Linked DNA regions of Homo sapiens: region 2 is linked to region 1. A link is an interaction called in ENCODE POLR2A ChIA-PET data of the cell type or tissue named here. Cell type or tissue: CD4-positive, alpha-beta T cell. All regions are shown on one strand. Each heading gives the region's core, and the rest is flanking DNA. Links, peaks and the distances in the headings are about the cores only. Region 1 overlaps SBK1 (SH3 domain binding kinase 1). Region 2 overlaps XPO6 (exportin 6).

Region 1 (5,377 bases), core at 216-5,215:
CCCCAGGGGCTCTGATGAGCACGCAGCCCTCTTTGCCGCAAACTCCTCCCCACGCCCAACAGGGAGACGCTGGGCTGCTCCCCTGACCTACTTTTCCTGACGTGTGTGGAGTCCCCAAGGGCTGCTGAGGTGGGCGGTCCACGTGCATACAGCACACACATCCACACGTGTGCAATCCTCCCGCCTTGGGCTTTGGCCCTGCAAGGCCACCTCAGGCTGTTCTGTGTACTCTGGGAGCTTAATTGGTGGCCACCAGTGGCTACAAGCCCTCCCTGCCTCCCACACCCAGGGACAGGATGCTTGGCTTATCTCTGCCCTCTGGCATGTCTGCCTCAGAGTTGCCCTGGGAAGGGCTGGGCTGGATCAGGGACACAGTCCAGTGGGCTCAGTTTGGGCCCCATGTGTGCCCCCCACTGTCAGGTTCAGCCCATGCTCTGACCACTACCCCACGCTGCCTCTCTATGGCTTTATTTAATGCACTTATTTACTTTAATTCTTTTTTTTTTTTTTAGAAATAGGATCTTGCTCTATTGCCCAGGCTGGAGTGCAGATCATGGCTCACTGTAGCCTTGAACTCCTGGGCTCAAGCAGTCCTCCCATCTCAGCCTTCTTGTGAGTAGCTAGGACTGCAGGTGTGCGTCATGGTGCACAGCTAATTTTTTATTTTTTGTGTTTAGAGATGGGGTCTCGCTATGTTGCCCAGGCTGCTTTTAAACTCCTAGCCTCAAGCGATGATCCTGCCAAGCCACCACCCCTGGCCTCTCTAAGGCTTTAGTGTCCTCTATTCTATCTCCTCAATTCCTGAAGAGTCTCTCCTGCCTGTTCCACCTCCCTGCCGTGCCTCCTCATCGCCAGGTCTCACTCCTCCAGGAAGACTTCCCTGCTGCCCTCACACGTGCTGACTCCTGTCTCTGCTGAACAGCAAGATTCACAGGGGCTGCCTGTCCCTCTCTCAGGGCCCTTGTTGAATACCTCAGCTGTGTCCCTGTCTGCCCATCAACAAACCAAGAGCTCCCCAGGGGCAGGGGCTGGATCGGATTCACCCCTCTCCTGCATCCCTTTCCTGGTTCCCAGGGCTCAGCTTTGGGAGTCCCCCTACTGTCCCCTCCCTCCTTCTTCTCCTTCCACACCTCCCTCTCCCTTCAGGCCTTTTCTCCGCAAGGTGTCAGCAGGAGACAAGGAATTAATCCACGCACCCATCCCTGCCTCTGCGTCATCCGCCAGGTACATGCTGCCTCTGACCCAGTTCCGGCGCACGTGGCGTCGGAGGCACAGGGGGAGCAATGGGCCTTGAGGCTTGGCCTTGATCCTAATGTGCGCCACTTTTTTGCTGGGTGACCTTGAGCAAGTCACACCACTGCTCTGGGCCTCTGCTTCCCCATCCCTACCATGAAGAAATCAAGTAACAATAATAATGGAACCAACATTCACACAGGACTTACCACCTGCCTGGCCGTTCTCAGGACTAATGCACTTAATCCTCACAAATACAAGGTAGGCATTATTGTTAGCTCCACTTAAAAAAAAATAGAGACAGGGTCTCACTATGCTGCCCTGGCTGGTCTCCAATTCTTGGCCTCAAGTAGTCCTCCTGCCTTGGCCTCTCAAAGTGCTGGGATTACAGGTGTGAGCAGCAGCACAGGCTTTTGAGATGAGGAAACAGGCAACTTGCCCAAGGTCACACAGCTAGCATTGGTATTGGCTCCAAAGCTGGTACCTTTCACTCTTGTGCTTTCCCAAGGCAGGATATTGGGAACATCGCACCCAGATTCCCCAGCCAGGTGGGGAAACTGAGGCCCAGAAGAGGGCCGAGTCTCAGTGGGAACTCGACCCTCAAAGTATTTCGTCATTGGTCGTCCCTGCCTCCACTTGCAGGAGCAGCTGTGGATGTGATGGCTGTGAACTTGCCAGCACCAGGCAGCGGAGGCCTCTCTGACCTCTGTTCACGCCGGGCTGTCAGCGCCGCATCCACCCACACTCAAGAGGGTGGAGGAAGGGCGCACACACCTCACGCCTCAAGGGTGTGTCCTCACCGGCCCTGAGGGAGGCCTCCATCTGCCATCTGTGTTGCTGAGGGTGGGTGGGGGTCCCCCTCGACTTCATGGCAGTAGTCACGGCTCTGCCACAAGCTGGGAGGGCCACCGTGGTGGGGGAGGGTTTCCCAAGCAAGAAGCAAGACTGAGCCGCCCACCACTTCCTGCTGGCGGTCGGCAAGCGTTGGCACCACCCTTATGAAACGACACCCAACTCATCGTCTGGCTCAGGCCTACTTTGGAGTCCTTGTTGCTCTCCCCACCAACACACACACGGATGCACAAGCATCCACACAGACACACATGCACACATGCGCACACACACAGACACACGTGTATACACAGACCTACATGGTGTGGCCAACTTGGAAAAATTTCATTCATTGAGTCCTCACAAAACCCCTGAGAAGGGGGGGTGCTTCCTATTATTTTATTTTTTTAAAAAATAAAAGGTTTCCCCATTTTGCCTAGGCTGGTCTTGAACCCCCAGGCTCAAATGATCCTCTTGCCTCAGCCTCCCGAGTAGCTAGGACCACAGGCATGCGCCACCACGTCCAGCTTGAATTCCTATTTTGAAAAAATAGCTTAATTGAGGTAGAACTTATATACCACCTAACTCCCATGGAGTGCACAATTGAATGATTTGAGTAAACGTAAAGGGCTGTGCAGTCATCGCCACAACTGAGTGATGCCTTCTATTTAACAGACAACAAAAGAGGCCCAAGAGGTGGATGATCCGCCCATAGTTATGACACAGACAGCCACCTGTCCCTCAGCAACGCGTGTGTCCTCTCCTATACTACAAAGTCGGGCTGGAGAGCGGCCATCCAGCAGGGAACCACGTTGCCTCCCTTGCATCCAGGCCAGCCATGTGACTGGCTCCCCACTGGAATGTGCACAGAAGTGGTATGTGTGTCGCTGTCAGCCTGGGGCTTCAAAGGATCGGGGAAGGTTTATCTGCACTCTCTTCTTCTGCAGCTGGTTTGATGCAGAGGACTCCAAAACCCCAGAAGATGGTGGAGCCACAAGAGAAGAAGCACCTGGGTCCCCAGGTCACTGTGTGGAAAGCCTCCTGCTGTGGAGGATTGCCCGTCTGCATTGTTGTGGGAGCCACTGGGAAACTTCGATCATGTTTGGCTGCTGGGATATGGGGGCTTGTTTGTTACAGCAGCTGGCACTACCCCAATTCAAGGGTTATGCAGCAAGTAAGCAGAAGAGCTCAGATCTGGGGCTGCATGTGATGGCACCTGTAGTCCCACCACTTTGGGAGGCCGAGGTGGGAGGATTGCTTGAGGTCAGGAGTTCGAGGCTGCAGTGAGACATGATCACACCACTGTATTCCAGCCTGGACAACAGAGTGAGGACCCCATCTCTATCAATTAAAAACAAAACAAACACACACACACACACACACACACACACACACACACACACCCCAAAGAACGCCAGGCACGATAGCTTGTGCCTGTAATCCCAGCAGTTGGATTGGGAGGCCAAGGCAGGTGGGTTGCTTGAGCCCAGGAGTTCAAGACCATCTGGGTAACATAGCAAGACCTCCATCTCTATCTACAAAGAAACAAAAAAATTAGCTGGGCATGGTGGCACATGCCTATAGTCCCAGATACTTGGGAGGCTGAGGTGAAAGGATCGCTTAAGCCTGGGAGGTCTCAACAGAGTGAGACCCTGTCTCAAAAAAAAAAAAAAAAAAAAAAAAAAAAAAAAAAGCCCAAGCATGGTGGCTCACACCTGTAATCCCAGCAATTTGGGAGGCTGAGGCAGGCAGATCACTTGAGATCAGGAGTTTGAGACCAGCCTGGACAACATGGTGAAACCCCATCTCTACTAAAAATGCAAAAATTAGCCAGGTGTGGTGGTGGGCACCTGTAATCCTAGATATTTAGAGGGCTGAGGCAGGAGAATTGCACGAACCCGGGAGGTGGAGCTGGCAGTGAGCTGAGATTGTGCCATTGCACTCCAGCCTGGGTGACAGCGAGACTCTGTCTCAAAACAAACAAACCAGAGAGATTAGATTTGAACCTCAGCGTGTCCACCTCCCTGGAATGTGGCCAGAGGAGGTTAACCAGGACAGTGACAATACTGGGCACCAAGTGACAAGGACCCAGTTACAGAAGTAGGTGGAGAGTGACCAGCCTGTAAAGAGAAGACGGCTTGTTCCTATCCTGCTCTGTGGGAGAATAATTATGCTGGCAAATATTTCCTGAGCATTTACTATATGCCAGGCACTGTGCTAACCACTGTGGATTAAATCTATTAGATGATAAGCACAGCAACCCTGGGAGGTGGGTGCTACCGTCGCTATCCCCATTTTACAGGAAGAGATATTGCTACGGTTTTAATGTCCCCTCCAAAACGCATCTTGAAATTTATTTATTTATTTTTTCTTTTCTTTCTTTCTTCTTTTTTTTTTTTTTTTTGAGACTGAGTCTCACTCTGTTGCCCAGGCTGGAGTGCAGTGGCATAATCTCAGCTCACTGCAACCTCTGTCTCCCGGGTTCAAGCGATTCTCCTGCCTCAGCCTCCCGAGTAGCTGGGACTACAGGCGTGAGCCACCACGCCCGGCTAATTTTTGTATTTTTAGTAGAGATGAGGTTTCACCATGCTGGCCAGGCTGGTCTCTAACTCCTGACCTCAAGTGATCCACCCATCTTGGCCTCCCAAAGTGCTGGGATTTCAGGTGTGAGCCACCACATCCAGCCAATAAATGGTAATTTTTACTCTGTCATTTTAGAGACAGCGAAGCATAGTGGTTAAGCTTTTGGACACTGGAGTGATGGTGCCTGGATTTGAATCTTGGCTCTGCCGCCTATTGGATGGATGATTTTGAACAAATGACATGACCACTCTGTGCCTCAGTTTCCACATCTGTGTATTGGGGTTAATAAGTCTCTGTGTCATAGGACATTGTGGGGATTAGATGAGTTCATTTACATGAGGCGCTTGGTACATGACAGGGGTTCCCTGAGTGTCGGCTATTTATCATCACTCTCCTCCCCGTTGGCATCATCAACCTCTTCTAGCACCCCCAGCCTCTCTGTTCACAGCGGCCGCTGTTACTCACAGCCACCCCCATCTGTACTGCACTGTGCTGGGGCTGGGGCTGGGGCTGGGGCTGGGGCTGCTGGAGGGAGAGAGCACCTTGCCCTGCAGATGCCCTGGCTTCTAGCCCAGCCCTGCCACTGACTTCCTACGTAACTTTCGGCAAATCACTGTTCCTCTCTGGCCATCAGTCTCTGTGCCTGTAAAATGGGGCTAATGATACTTTGCACAGGCCCTTGGGAAAATAGCTATGTGCCTACAGGGTCACATTCAGGAAAGCCAAGTAT
Region 2 (5,377 bases), core at 266-5,265, 150 kb after region 1:
TGGCTCAGCAGATTTATATGTTGCGGTATCTGGAGATTAAAGAAACATTTGGAAATGATTCAGAGATTTGATTTTATGAGTGAACGAATGTCTTGGAGTATCCACAGTTAAGTTTGTTTTTTCGTTTAAATTCTGTTTGCAAATATTAATTCTTTTTTTCGAGACAAGGTCTCCTTCTGTCACCCAGACTGGAGTGCAGTGGTGTGATCACAATTCACTGCAGCCTCGACTTCCTGGGCTCCAGCAATCCTCCCATTTCAGCCTCCCAGGTAGCTGGGACCATAGATGTGCACCAACATGCCTGGCTAATTTTTGTATTTTTTGTAGAGACGGGGTTTCGCCATGTTGCCCAGGCTGATCTTGAACTCCTGAGCTTAAGCTATCCACCCGCCTCAGCCTTTCAGATTTCTGGGATTACAGGTGTGAGCCACCATACCCAGCCAAGATTAGTTCTTTTGAGTTAGATTTATTTTAGACAGTTGAATACTCGCTAGCATGGTTTATTAGCAACAGCAGTTTACTGTAGAAGAAATGCTTGTTTGTGTTTCTGTTGGCTTCATCCAAACAGGTTCTGAGCTAACTCAGTTTATACTTTGATAGGCTCTGTTTTCCTCAGGGCCATGTTGGGGAATGTCAGATAATACAAACCAGAGATATGTGCTTACTTCTTCCATGTGTTGCCTAGGTTTTATGCGGCTAAGCGGAATAAAATATGAACTAACTTGACATTTGCTTGTAACAAAACCTAAAATGTGGTGCCTACTTCTTGAGAATTGCCTCTTAAAATTTTTTGAAGTGTTGGATTTTAGTATTTGAGAAATAACAAAATAAATTGAGACTGTGGGGGCACTTAGGGAGTTATGTAAGCTTTTAAGCTGGTAAAGTTCCCCTTTAAAAAAAAATTGCATGTTCATTTGTTACAGTATTTTTCTTTCTTTTTATGGTAATGTAAGTGAAGTCATTAGATCTTGCCCCACTATTTGGACAGTGCTGATGATGCAATCACCATTCATTTTGATGCTTTTGTTCAACTGTCTTTGTGCGCTTAAGATGCCAAGTTAAGCAGTAAAACTTCCAGAAAGTTGTTTTGCTTTCTTGACCGTATCAGTTTTCTAGAGAAAATTTGTTCTGAGAAACTGTAGGGCCCAGTGAAGCAACCAAATGAATTCCTTAGCTCAGCCCCTGTGGGGCTCTCCTGCCCTGTGTCTTAGGTTTAGTAGCCACCTGAGGCTTGTGGGGTTTTTTTCCCCATATACTTTCTTTTAATGTAATTTTCTGTCTTATTACTTTTAAAGAACAAAGCCCAGGGACTAGTTCCTGCAACAACTCCTTTAATAGTCTGGATGTAGAAAAAAGTTTGAAGGAGTGTGTGTGGTTTATTTCTCAGCATAGTTCCCCCAAATTGTTACCTTAACTCCTAAACTGGCTGCAATAGTGATCACTCACCTCACGAGATCAGACTAGTCTGTCTCTTGCTTACAAACAAGGAAGCTTGCCAGGGGTTGCATCGCCAGTGAGCAGAGTGGGGACATGAACCCCTACCAGAACCCTAGAATTCCAAATCTAGGTGCACGGTCATTGTCCTAGCTTTGCTTTCTTGGTCGTTCTCACCAATTCTGTCCACTTCCTTCTTCCCCTGGTTTGGAGTCTTGGCCCTGCCACTTACTCTGTGACCTTGAGTGGATCCTTCACCTTCTCTGACCGCTGATGTCCTTGACTTTAAAAAAGGAATAGCTTCCTCTGAGGATAAATGAGGGAAGATGTGGACATTGCCCCCCCGCCTGCTGAGGCTGTTCCTTCCTGCTGCACTTGAGCAGCCTCATCTTCCTTCATCTCCTCTCATGTTCACTTCTCTTTGCCTGGACCATTGGGGAAAAAAGTGCACAGAATGAGATTATGTGACTACAGCAATTCTGAGTTAGCTTTGATTGCTCTGCAGTAAAATTAAGGGACCATATCTTTCTCATGCACATGATATATAGTTTCAAATATAGATCTGTACATACGTGATGATGAAAAGTTCTTCAGGATGAGGATGTATCAGAGAGTGTGAATTGAGGCCAGTCTTCTGTTTCCTCCCAAACTCTTAACAGATTGCATATCTTCATGCAAATCTTTTCATGTATTCCTTGTATACTACCTATAGAAAGGTGGGACTTGGGAGGGTCACTTACAACTCCTGTGATCTTATTTTCTCCTCCAGGGGCTCCTTGAATAGAGTTTTCCCCCATTTTACTGGCCAAGGCTGCAGTTAGAGCTGTGGTTTGTCCTGCAGGGGATATTTGTCAGTGTCTGGAGAAATTTAGGTTAACGCGACTGGAGAAGTGCTATTGGCATCTAGTGAGTGGAGGCCAGGGATGCTGCTAAACACCCCGCGGTACACAGCAGACCAAAGAATGATCTAGCCCCAGATGCCAGTAGTGCTGAGGTTGGAAAACTCTTAAGTTAGTAAATATACAACTGATAGGAAAAACATGAAGTTTCAATAATTAAAAAGCTTTGCACGAAAGTTTATTACAGGGCTGGGCATGGTGGCTTAGGCCTGTAAATCCCAGCACTTTGGGGGGCCGAGGTGAGAGGATCACTTGAGCTTAGGAATTTGAGACCTGTGTTGGCAACATAGTGAGACCCCATCTCTAATATATATATATCTGGGCATGGTGGCTCCTGCCTGTAGTCCCAGCTACTTGGGAGGGTTGAAGTGGGAGAATGGCTTGAGTCCAGGAGGTTGAGGCTGCAGTGAGCCATGATTGCATCACTGTACTCCAGCCTGGGCGACAGAGCAAGACCCTGTCTCCAAAAAAAAAAAAAAAAAATTACAAATATGCCAACCATGTCTTCATTCCTTCTAAGTCAGTAAATGCACCAGAGTTGTCTACACAGCTCTGTGGGCATTGGTGCGTATCGCTGCCAGGGTCACAGGTTTTGTAATCAAGCTACCCTCTTCCATAGAGAACTTGATAAAGCTCTCTTAGGTTTGCATTGGAAGTGCTGCTGCATGAAGCAGAATCTGTTTTGTGCTGATTCCTTCCACTTTGATTACGGTGTAATTTTTGAAAAACACTTCCGCCATCCACTAAAATACCTTGAAACATTTAAATTTGAGTAAAATCGTTTTTATGGAGAAATAGCCTTAACAGGTTCTTTCCCTCACCCCAACCTTTTTAGGCAAATGAGTTGTGGTACACTCCTTAGCAGATGCTGACTTCCATGACCATGGTCCTGCTATTTTCTTTCTTTTGAGGACAAAAGTAATCGCAGATCATTCATATCCACCTAAACAGTTTTTGCCTTTGCATAATCTTGTTCAGTCTTTGTCTTCACATATTTGTCTTTCTATGCTTGTAGTCATGGTATACACATGCTATTATTTTACATATGATTTTAGGCCATACATATTTTTCCATATTTATTTTTTCACTTTAATACAGAGGAGAACAATTAGGAATATTTTTCTGTATTTAAATATTAGCTTTCTTATTGCTCATTTTTCCTGGTTGCATAATCTTTCCAGTTAACTTGGTTTTTGGAAGGAAACATTGGTTTTGAGGCCAGACCCTGGTTTGGTTTCATTTCTACCTTATGCTAGCAGAGGGACTTGGGGAAACACTTGGTCTGTCTGTGCCTTAGTTATTTTAATGGTCTGTAAATATGGGTAATAATGCCCACCTTAGAGTTGTGAATATTAAATGAGAATATGCATATATAGTTTTCAGTATAGGGCCAAGCAAGTAGTCACACAGCAGATGGTGGCTGTTACTGCTTTTACCATAAGTATTATTATAGATGTTTTGTTTTTTTTTTTCCTTTTAGCATCCATTCTGGAAAAAGTCTTCTGAGCCACATGCTAGGGACAGCTTTTAAATCTACTTTTCTTTTTTTTGGCTCCTCATAAATCAACTTGATAAGTCCACTTTTAAGAATAGAACTTAAACCCTTCGTTAATGAATTCACAAAATCCTCATTATAATGGCGGAGGAGGTTGAGGCTGAGAAAGGCTAGCCAACTTGTTCATGTTCTTCCAGCGTTAGCATAAGACCTCAGCTCTCAATAAGTCTGGGGACCCCTGGAAGTCCCCCAAACCCTTTTAGGGAGTCCCAAAGGCCAGGTATGTGTTCATAAAAATACTAAGACATTGTTTGTCATTTTTATTCCCATTCTCTCATGAGTATATGAATAAAAAAGTTAATTCCAGATTCCACATTGCAGTTAACCCTTCAGAAATGACTATTCATCAGACTTTAATCTAATATGATAGAATAGACACAGTTATTTGAAAAGGCCACTAAAGCCCTTTGTTCATTTGTAGTTGCATATCTGTGTGGAGTTGCATTTTCTTCACATACTTCAGTGAAAACAATCTATTGCAAAAGAGTGAAGGCAGAAGCAGTTGGGAGAGTCTAGTTATCTTTTAAACCAGCCACTAAAGAGATTTCAAAAATAGAAAAACTGTACTACCTTTCTCACTATTTTTGGGTAAAATACAGTTTTTTTCATTTAAAAATGTTATGCTAACATGATGGCTTTGTAATTAAATGAATTAAATATTTAAACACTTCTCAGCTTTAATTTCTAATATGGCAAATATCAATAGAAGTAATGCTCCTAAGAGCTTTCTCTTCGGGATGCTTAGTAATTTTTAAGAGTGAGGACTTCTGAAACCCAAACATTTGAGACCTAGTGCTGTAAAGTACAAAATAAAATGTAAACATTTACCCAGTATCTTACATAGAAAGAACATCAAATAATATTTGATCACTCCAGACATCTCTACACAGAGATAAGACAGATAAAAAGACAAAAATGGCATCAGATTATATATTTTTTAATAACATTTAAATTTTAGTTTTACTTGATTTTTTTTTTTTTTTTGGTGATGGAGTCTCACTTTGTTATCCAGGCTAGAGTGCAGTGGCATGATCTTGGCTCACTGCAGCGTCCGCCTCCCAGGGGCAAGCGATTCTCCTGCCTCAGCCTCCTGAGTAGTTGGGATTACAGGTGGCAGCTGCCATGCCCGGCTAAGTTTTGTATTTTTAGTAGAGATGGGGTTTCACCATTTTGGCCGGGCTGGTCTGGAACTTCTGACCTCAAGTGATTTATCCGCTTCAGCCTCCCAAAGTGCTGGGATTACAGGTGTGAGCCACAGTACCCAGCATTTTACTTGATTTTTTTTTTTTTTTTTTTTTTTTTTTAAGACGGAGGCTTGCTCTGTTGCCCAGGCTGGAGTGCAGTGGTGCAATCTCTACTTACTGCAACCTCCACCTCCCGGGTTCAAGCAATTCTCCTGCCCCAGCCTCCCGAGTAGCTGGGATTATAGGCACGCACCACCACGCCCAGCTAATTTTTGTATTTTAGTAGAGACAGGGTTTCACCATGT

What was found. ChIA-PET counts read pairs that join two places held together with the same protein. Peaks named below come from ENCODE experiments on the same cell type or tissue, not always from the same donor. Only the 100,000 strongest peaks of a DNase experiment are listed, where the experiment ranks them.
Region 2: POLR2A ChIA-PET joins it to region 1 with 9 read pairs; 1 of 35 experiments calls an interaction of 5 or more read pairs at or near these places.

The regions. Positions count from the first base shown.
Region 1 is chr16:28,306,831-28,312,207 of GRCh38, reverse strand. The region is part of intron 1 of SBK1 (SH3 domain binding kinase 1); the gene reads right to left. Among named protein-coding and RNA genes, the nearest start is that of SBK1, 17 kb to the right of the region's middle. In CD4-positive, alpha-beta T cell, for the core only: no CTCF peak of the experiment used is centred there; a DNase peak (open chromatin) is centred at 2,157; H3K4me3 peaks cover 563 bases; H3K27ac peaks cover 3,199 bases.
Region 2 is chr16:28,160,000-28,165,376 of GRCh38, reverse strand. All of the region lies in intron 6 of XPO6 (exportin 6), which reads left to right. Among named protein-coding and RNA genes, the nearest start is that of XPO6, 49 kb to the left of the region's middle. In CD4-positive, alpha-beta T cell, for the core only: no CTCF peak of the experiment used is centred there; no DNase peak of the experiment used is centred there; H3K27ac peaks cover 550 bases.